Regions from separate parts of the Homo sapiens genome. Here all the other regions are linked to region 3. A link is a contact called in ENCODE Hi-C or POLR2A ChIA-PET data. All regions are on one chromosome and are shown on one strand. Each heading gives the region's core, a stretch centred on a gene start or an enhancer-like site at or near the end of the contact. The rest is flanking DNA. Distances are from core to core; before and after follow the strand shown.

Region 1 (2,855 bases), core at 37-2,536, 4.9 Mb before region 3:
GGAATATCACTTACAAGAATAAGGTACATTATTCCTGGGTATAGATAAGTCCTACATACGAAAAATGATATGGTCACACTGGAGAAGATACAGATCTACTTTAAAAAAAAACAGCTTTGGAGATGTAATCTGAATGCAAATATTATCAAAAAGAGATAGGCTAATTAATCTAGAAAACATTATGTCACCAAGAAAGGCAGAGTAAGATTTCAACTCACTTGCTCAAAATTGTAGATGTCTACTAACCAGCTAAAACTTTTCGCTTTTTAACACTGAAAGCAGCTACTAAAAGGTGTCAAAAATCCTAGTCCTCAGGAAATTAAATAGAAACATTTTTTGAATGGCTTAAGTGCAGACCCAGAGGGATACACCAAGTAGGAGCAAAGCTCCTCCCAGCTCTCACTCAAAGCCTGGCCATTTTCAAGGCTGTGCCTGATGAACTTTATCATCAGTGAAGTGTTTTCAGTTTATATTTCTTTTCTCTAAGTTTATGACCTACAACTACCAACTTCTTCAAATGCATCACGTAAAAAGTAGAGCAACTTCTTTAAAGAGTAATGGTTTGCTTTGTCGTACTGCAATAGTCGGTAAGAATGTTCTAAGCTTCTAAATATCCCATTCTGGAAGCTTTAGCTGAATGTTAAGCAAAACTTCAGATTAAGTTCTTTTTCTTTCCGACCCGAGTCCCTAGGAAAGTACGTGGGCTTGGAGATTTATTCAACACACACTTAATGAGCTCCAAGGCCCCGGTCCACAAGCTTCTTTCCGACAAGGGGACTGGCAATCTGACTGCACTGCATGGTAACAGGAACGGGTAACAGTGGCTTTGACATGCAGCTCAAAACCACTTGCCCAGAACTTTCAGGCCTTTCCATGTAACACGCACGATTTTACAGAAGTGCTTTCTCCAGGCTGCACCCGCCAAACCTGACGCCAAAAGACTCATTGCGAAGTGCAGCGAGGTCTCGGCGGAGGACCTGACACTGAGCGTGCGCAGGCAGGAGCAGCCGACCGAAGAGACCGCCACAGAGGGCACAGGGCAGAGGCACCCTCATGGCCCGGCTCCGGGGAGCGGACGCCGCGCGCACCTTCATGAACTCGTCCTTGTCGAAGCAGAGCGTGTCCGGCCCCTTGGGCAGGTTCATCCTACTTTTCTCCATCCCGCCGGCCACCGCCTCTCAGTGCCAAGATCCAAGCGAGAAAACGCAGGAGGCTGCGCAGACCGACTCGGCGGCCGCGGCCACCGCCAGTTTCCACGGCACAGGGGGGTCCGCTTCCGCCAACATGGCAGCGCCCGCGCCGCGGCCAATGAACGACGGCACCGCAAGCCGGCCTGCGCCTGGCTCTGGCCAAGAGGGGCGCGGGGGCCGCCGCTGCTGCACGGGTAGGCCGTGCTGCCCTCATGTGGCGGAGGGCGGTACTGCAGCCTCGCGCGGGCTCCTGCAAGGCTGCCCACCTCCCTAGGAGGCGTGGCTGAGCTGCAGGGGTGGGTCAAAAGGGGTGAGCGGGTCTCCCTCCCACCCCCACCGTTTCTACTGGGAAAAATTGTCCTACAACGCTTTTCCAGTGCCTTCTACCCTGAGACTGCTCTGCTTCGTTATGCATGGCCAGAAGTTGGCCCTTTGGTTCTCAGGCCCGTTTTCCAGGTTGGACGTATCACCGTGGTCGCATTCTTCACCTCCCTGTGCGCGGTCACTGCCGCTGGTGGGCGCTAACGCCTCTATGGAGACCCCCGCCCTTAGCCTCTGTCCCCACAGAGAAGTGTAGCGTCTCCTCCACTGGGCTCCGTTACTGGGAACTCATAGGGAAGAAGGTGGTCAGCTAGGCGGCTTTGGGTCCTCTGAGTAGCTCCCTGCTCAACCTCGGTCTCCGTTCCAGGTGGGCAGCCTCTGAGCGCAACTTTGGGTCTTCAAGGTGCTTAAAGGAGTGCCTCGCTATCTGATTAAACACAGCAGACAAATACATGTGCATGCACATTTATTTTTAATTTCAACCAGGAATGGACAAATTTTTGTGTTGTGGCCAGTACTGGTGCAACCAAACCAATTTCTTAGACTGTCTTCCTCCTCCTCCCCCCACCCACCCCAATTTTATTCTGAGACGTTCTTCCTTTATCTCCTCCCTTGCTTTTTTCTCCTCTTGTCCCTTCCGCTAGCTGTAAATACCGTGGTCAAATGATGATGATTCATTTTTCTTCTTTTCTCCTTGACATTCGGATGATTCAAACCACAAACCTCACTTCACACTCTTCATTCTGCAAACCTTTCCTTCCCGCTTCTGTTGAGGAATCTAGGCCTCTCTTCCCAATTTTTCTCCTTGGAGATAAGATTAACGCCATGATGGCCTGTAAAAAGGAATGGGACAGCAGAGGGTAAGACCTCACCATGAGACTTTGTATTTCAAGTATCTCAACTAGAAAACTGGTCACTTAAAAAAAAATGTAGGCGTAGAATCCAAAACGCTCTACTCCCTAGCACTGGACCTAGCAGGCCCTGTTGAAGAGCCTATTTCCTGCCAGTATCTACAGAACAGATGAACAGGATAAGAGCCGGAAGCTAGCTGGAGGATCAAAATATTCTGCCAGAGGAGCGATTGGGAAAAGTACATCCTAAGTCCCTGTTATGTTTGTTTTGCTGGAGGAAATGAAAACCTCATTTTCTGTTTAATTTTTTGTTTTCTCTTGTTATGAAAATTTTCAAGTACACAGAAGTGTGGAGAGCACAAGAACCCCACCCTATGTACTTAGCACCTCGCTTCAACCATCATCAACCTGTCTCCTCTGCCCTTCCCCACCCACCGCATCGAGACCTTCTTTTTTTGTTGTTTTATATATATATATATATACATATATATAT
Region 2 (2,739 bases), core at 225-2,724, 3.1 Mb after region 3:
TAGTATTAGAAAATAATGGTGGCTGTACAGTGTATGAAATGCCTACATTAAGTGCTTCCTTTATGCTATTTATTCATGACAAAGCTGGTTTTGAGGAGCACCACATACTTAATGAATAGAGAATACAGTGTGTACCCAACGAAAAACTGAGCAGGTTTATTTAGGACTCAAAACATTTAACGAGTTATTTCAGAAAATATCATCTTCTACACATCTTCCATATAAATTCCGATAGCCTAATACAGCATCTATGTGCCTACAAATAATATCACACTCAGCACTTGAGGCTGCGAAATCTTCCACAAATACTTCTTTTAATGCGGCCTCCTACTTCCTGGATGAAAATGTCTGAAGTTTTGCGAATCTTTACTTCAGGAAAGAAGAGGGTTTCTGCCCCTGCCCCATCTTCTCCCCTTCTGCGACCCGGCGGTCTTCAGTTTTCGGGAGTTCCTAGGGTGGGATAGAAGAACGACACACCCACCCGCAGGGACAAGGGTGCCTTTAGAGCCACCAATACAACATTCGGATCGAAGCTGTAAGCTAACACACTTCCACAAGAGGACTCCCGCTCCTAACAAGGGACCCCCACCCCGGAAGCCCCGAGTCCCCAGAGGAACCTACCTGAGCGCCGCCCCCGAGCTCTGAGCGCCCACTTCCTGTTTACCACCCAGCCTCTTCCTCCCGTGCCCAGTCCCGTTCGAGGCAGCGGGCGGCGACCGTGCGCACGCGCCAACACTTGAGTTCCCCTCTTTCCAAACAGGCATTTTTGTGGAAAGCCGATACTGTCAACCCGGGAGAGGTGGCCAGACAACGGCCGAACGAACCCCAGTTTAGCTTGTATTATAAGCTCTCCAATGACCAATGGAGATGCGGGGCAAGGGGATTCAGCGGATCTAGCTGTTAATGCCACTGATTTGTGGTGACCAATATGGATTTTCTTTCTGTCGTTTGTTTCAAGGCACTAGAAGGAGACTTTTGGTCCACTGTCCAGGGGTCTATGGAGACTAATGTAAAAGGGGGTGATCCTATTGCTTGAGACTCCGGGGAAGTAGCGGGGGATATTACTGAGAAACACCCATCCTCTGACATACTTACCAAATTTCTCAGAGTCGGTTCAGCAGTTCTTCTAAGGGAAGAAGGGCAATATATCGGAGTCCACAAGCGAGAAAAAGAGGGAGTCGGAGAACCGAGACTACAGAACCAGGGTGACGGAAAACCAGGACGGCGCCAAGCCGGAGTCACGTGACCCGGCGGCCATGATAGCTACCGAGGCGGTAGTGCGCGCAGCTCAGGGGCGGGTATTGCCGCGGCGTTGCAGTCCCCTCAAAACGCTTCGTTCATCATCCCTTTCTAACTTCTCCCTCGGCCTTCCTTTTGAGCTATGGTCTTTTTCCCAGACAGGAAGAGAAGAGTTGCCCCTACCTCCGGAGCCGAGGGAGAATGCCGCAATAGCGATGGCGGCCCTCGGCGCAGTGGGGCGGCCTCAACCTAACCCGGGGCGGGGCCTCGGGGGCGGGGTCTCGGCGGGGCGGTCGCTTTGGAGCCGCAAAGTTTGGCTGTGGCGGCAAATGGGCTTGGGCGGCTCCTCGGCGGGTGGCGGTGGTGGCCGTAGCGGTTCCTCCTGGCCCTGTTAATGTCGGGGCCAGGCCGGGGGAGGATGGCGCCCTAGAACCCGGCCTTGCTGGGGTAGGGGCGGGAGGGGACGGGGTGGGGACCGGCCATGTCGGAGGTGACCCGGAGTCTGCTGCAGCGCTGGGGCGCCAGTTTTAGGAGAGGCGCCGACTTCGACTCTTGGGGCCAGCTGGTGGAGGCGATAGACGAGTATCAGATGTGAGTGACTAACCGCGGGAGCAGGCCAGACCGGCTCCAGTCGTGCGCCTCTCCCTTGTTTCTGTCGGTGTCTCTCATCACCGTATCTGCAGCCAAGGCTTCTCAGGGTGGGGCTCCGCAGGCACTGGGGCTGAGATCCCTCGCCACCAGCCCCAGCGAGGCTGCTCTAGGGACAACGGCTCCGCTCTCTGGGGTGACTCGCCTTCTTCCCTCTCCGCCTCCGCAGGGACAGTTCCATTCAACAGGTAGCCCTTCTTTCCTGGGGCGCAGGCCCCAGCAGGCTATCTGCTTAGTTCCTTTCCACCGTCTCGCGGGTCCCCCACTTGGCAGTCAGTTTCCTTTCCTCCTCCTCTCCCAGGTTGCTTTTCCTCGATTTCCTTTTGAAATTCTCTGAGGAATACTTGTGTGTTCTCCGCCCACGTTCCAAGGATGAGTGGCCTTGCTCTGTGTGTGTCTTCCTTCTTCCATGCGTAGGAAAGGAGGGAACTGTTTGCGATTGAGGGGATGGGGGGGAGCCCAGGAAGCAACGAGGGCCAGGGATACCTCTTCTGCCAAAAGAAGGGTCTCCTCTCGCGCTCCTTCTCCACCCCTCTTTCTGGTGAGCCGTGTTTTCAGAATTCCACCTCGATTTCGTTTCGGTTTCTGGGACTGTTATTTGGTAGGCTGTGAGTCCCACCCACCCCCTCGCTCGGTTGCCTTGGGTGGAGTCCGCGCAGGATGTGAACCGAAGAGAGCAAAATGTGAATTAATGGACCACGCACAGGAGCTCCACGCCCTCCTTGGATCCCTCCTCCTTTTCCTGTATATAATGTATAGCCGCAGGGTACAAGTGAGTACCAGTTTCCTTGAGCAACCTAAGACCAATTTCTTGCCCTTTCTGGTTTCCACAGAAAACTTCAGGGTTGTCTT
Region 3 (3,072 bases), core at 255-2,754:
TATTAAAAATACAAAAAATTAGCCAGGTGTGGTGGCAGGCGCCTGTAAACCTAGCTACTCGGGAAGCTGAGGCAGGAGAACCGTTTGAACCCAGGAAGTGGAGGTTGCAGCGAGCTGAGATTGAGCCATTGCACTCCAGTCCGGGCGACAGTGCGAGATTTCGTCTCAAAAAAAATAAAACTATTGAAAAAAAAAAAAAAAGATCCTGAGCCCCGGTTTTCCGAGATTTTATCTGCTTTTAATTTTCTTTCTTCTCCGAGGGATACAGTCACAATACACTGGATCTATAATACCCTCCAATAATACCAGCTCCTTAAGGGTTGAACGGAATCTCATTCACCTTTGTGTCTCCCACAGAACCTAATTTAACTTGGGGTCAGTAACACGAGAGTGGGAAATGAATGCAGCATAAAAGAGATAACTGAGTTACAACAAACACAAAACAAAAGAAGCATCATACATAACCAGGTCTGAGGTTTTCAGTATAAAATCCCTTCAATATGCTGAGTTCTAAAAAGAAGCAGAACTTTTAATTAACACGAAGATGCTTCAAATAATTCTTAGACATGACAATAAAATAACCAAAACCTCAAGAGACGAAAAGTAAGACCCGAATGCTAAACTCCCATCACTTGGACTCCTTTGCTTTTTAATAATGAGCTAACCTCTGACATCCACCTCCATTATAATTTTTGTGGGGGCTAAGAATGTATTTCAGAGGTCCATGAATCCCTTAAAATTGTTTGCAAACATTTACTTATACATTTACTTATACCATTTTTCTGAGGAAAGGTGCAAATATTATTCTTATGGTCCCAAAGCCTGTGACTCCCAAAATACTAAGAACCAATATTCTGGGGGGTACAGATGCTTCCAAATTGGAATCTTTCAAGAATGTCTGAGCGGTAGTAGAAAAAACATCATCAGTTTTATATACATGAGGTACCCTTACCGCCTAGGCGGTACAGGAAAAGTGAACCAAGACAAAGGACAGGAAGCTGCAGGGGGAGGAGCCCTGGCTTCAGGGACTCGTAAAACAACCGAAGCCATAAAGGAAGCTGAGGGACTGGGGCGGGAAGATCGATTGCAGAAATGTTTAGGGCTGAGATGAACCTGGCTGTTGCCAGCTTCAGGGCCTCACTGGGCCGCTAGATCAGGGAAGAAGGGGACGAGAGAGCAGAACATTAACTTGGCAGGGTCCATTTGTGTTCATTCCCAGCACCTCCTGGGAGCGCTGGGGAAGCTCCAGGGGCCGAGTGGATGGCGGGAAGACATCCTGGGCTGGGGCCCAAAGCAGCGGCCCCGCCAGCGATTTACCTTCATAGGGTCAGCGAGGTAAAGCTTCTCGGCAGCGCGGCTGAACTCCTCCCAGGTCTGGTACTGCGGCATCGTGGCCTAGAGTGGAAAAGTAAAGAGAAGCAAGGCCTCAGAACCCGGCCCAACAAACTACCTACGTCCGGGAGTCGCCAACCGACGCGAGTCCCAGCAGCCCCAAGATGGCGGCGCCTCCTCGCACCAACGCCTCGCTCCATTGGACAGCCCCGTCCATGCTCGCCCAATGGGCAGGAGGGATGTTGTCAGGGAGTGGGCGGAGCCCAGGGCGTGTGGCTCGAGAGCTGAGCGAGACAAGCGGAGGGCACGGCAACCAATGCCGGCTGCCACAGCGCCCCCGGTAGGGCTGAATGAGTGGCGTCCGTCCCGTGGCCCTCAGGGCTGAACCGCAGCTGCCTTCAACAAAGATTAAGCGGCTCTGCGATAGTCGCTGCATATACGAGGAAGGAGGCGACAGGGCCCAGCTGTCACACAGCTTGGTGAAGAAGCCAGGAGACATAAACACAAGAGTGCAACGGAAAACTTTATATGATAAACATTTATGTCGGGTTAGTGGAGCGCGAAGGAAGAAGGATCTCTTGTGGGTGGGGGGAGACTCACAGAAGCGGTGCAAGCTCAACAGGTAGGCAAGGAAGGGCAGAACACGTAGGCCCATTTTAGATCTGCAGTGTATGTCAGATGACTGGTGTTTAGGAGATGAGGAAGAAGCCATATTATCACTTCTGCAAGGATAAAAAATCTGATCCTCCAAGCAGGAGGATCGCTTGAGCCCGGGAGTCCGAGGCTGCAGTGAGCCATGATCGCGCTACGCACCCAGCCTGGGCTTCAGAGGAAGACGCTGGCGCAAAAGTAAATAAATAAAGAAGATGGCCTGCAGGGGACACCAGGTAAAGGGTATTATATTTTGAGATGGAAAGATTTTGTGCATGTTTATAACTTTTAGAGAAGGACACATAAGAGATAGAAAAATAAAAAATACAAGAGAAAGAAGAAAGCGAGGTCTCGGGAAATATGAAGGGGAAGACCAAAGGCCCAGATGAATAAAAACAGGTGCATTATTGCCTTTGATGGGGTGAGGAGGAGGGAAAAGTCGGGTGAGGGTATAGGTGAGCATGTAGATACGAGGGCAAGAAGGTACATTTTCTTGTCACCTAAGACAGGAGACCACCTTCGTAAATAGGAAGGGTGGTTTTGGATCTTTGAGGAAGCAAGGATGGGTTTGGATCCTTGAGGAGAAGGTTTGGAAAAGCCATTGTGAGAAATGAATAAGGAAGCCTATTAGAAAAAAACAGGTGGGAAGCGGTGGTGCACACCTGCAATCCCAGCACTCTGGGAGGCTGAGGTGGGCAGATCACTTGAAGTCAGGAGTTCAAGACCACCCTGGTCAACATCGTGAAACCCCATCTCTACTAAAAATAAAAAAATTAGTTGGGCTTGGTCGTGGGTGCCTGTAATCCCAGCTACTCTACTCGGGAGGCTGAGGTAGGAGAATCTCTTGAACCCAGGAGATGGAGGATGTAGTGAGCCAAGATCGCATATCACTGCACTCCAGCCTGGGCAACAGAGCAAGACTCTGTCTCTAAAACAACAACAACAACAACAACAAAAAAAGAAACTCAAAAGCAATATGTCAAGTAGAGTAAAAAGCTGAAACTGGAGATCATATCTGGGAATAGCCCCAATTAGGGTCTGTCTCCAGCAACACCCAGAAGCTTGGATTTTGGACTGGAAAAGACAGAT

The links. A loop is a pair of places that touch in the nucleus more often than their neighbours do. ChIA-PET counts read pairs that join two places held with the same protein, here RNA polymerase II (POLR2A). Pooled maps may share reads with other maps.
Region 1: a map of CD8-positive, alpha-beta T cell shows a loop between it and region 3 (8-fold over the local background). The contact joins the promoter of COG2 here to the promoter of SRP9 in region 3. A Hi-C loop is called at or near these places in 2 of 168 maps with a recorded cell type or tissue (CD8-positive, alpha-beta T cell and naive thymus-derived CD4-positive, alpha-beta T cell) and 7 of 50 pooled maps. POLR2A ChIA-PET finds 5 or more read pairs at or near these places in 1 of 52 experiments (activated B cell).
Region 2: a loop to region 3 is called in a pooled map, with 22 times the contacts of the local background. The contact joins the promoter of BROX here to the promoter of SRP9 in region 3. A Hi-C loop is called at or near these places in 10 of 50 pooled maps. POLR2A ChIA-PET finds 5 or more read pairs at or near these places in 2 of 52 experiments (CD4-positive, alpha-beta T cell and OCI-LY7).

The regions. Positions count from the first base shown.
Region 1 is chr1:230,640,912-230,643,766 of GRCh38, reverse strand. It overlaps COG2 (component of oligomeric golgi complex 2), which reads right to left and starts at 1,286. Exons shown (of 18, transcript NM_007357.3): 1 at 1,089-1,286. The coding sequence starts at 1,160. RefSeq lists an enhancer at 1,043-1,262 and a silencer at 1,353-1,492.
Region 2 is chr1:222,711,299-222,714,037 of GRCh38, reverse strand. BROX (BRO1 domain and CAAX motif containing) reads right to left here and starts at 1,474. Exons shown (of 13, transcript NM_144695.4): 1 at 1,096-1,474. It overlaps AIDA (axin interactor, dorsalization associated), which reads left to right and starts at 1,547. Exons shown (of 10, transcript NM_022831.4): 1 at 1,547-1,830. The coding sequence starts at 1,721. RefSeq lists enhancers at 277-496, 865-1,779 and a silencer at 1,447-1,666.
Region 3 is chr1:225,776,258-225,779,329 of GRCh38, reverse strand. It overlaps SRP9 (signal recognition particle 9), which reads right to left and starts at 1,504. Exons shown (of 3, transcript NM_003133.6): 1 at 1,318-1,504. The coding sequence starts at 1,389. RefSeq lists enhancers at 1,165-1,534, 1,785-2,004, 1,751-2,511.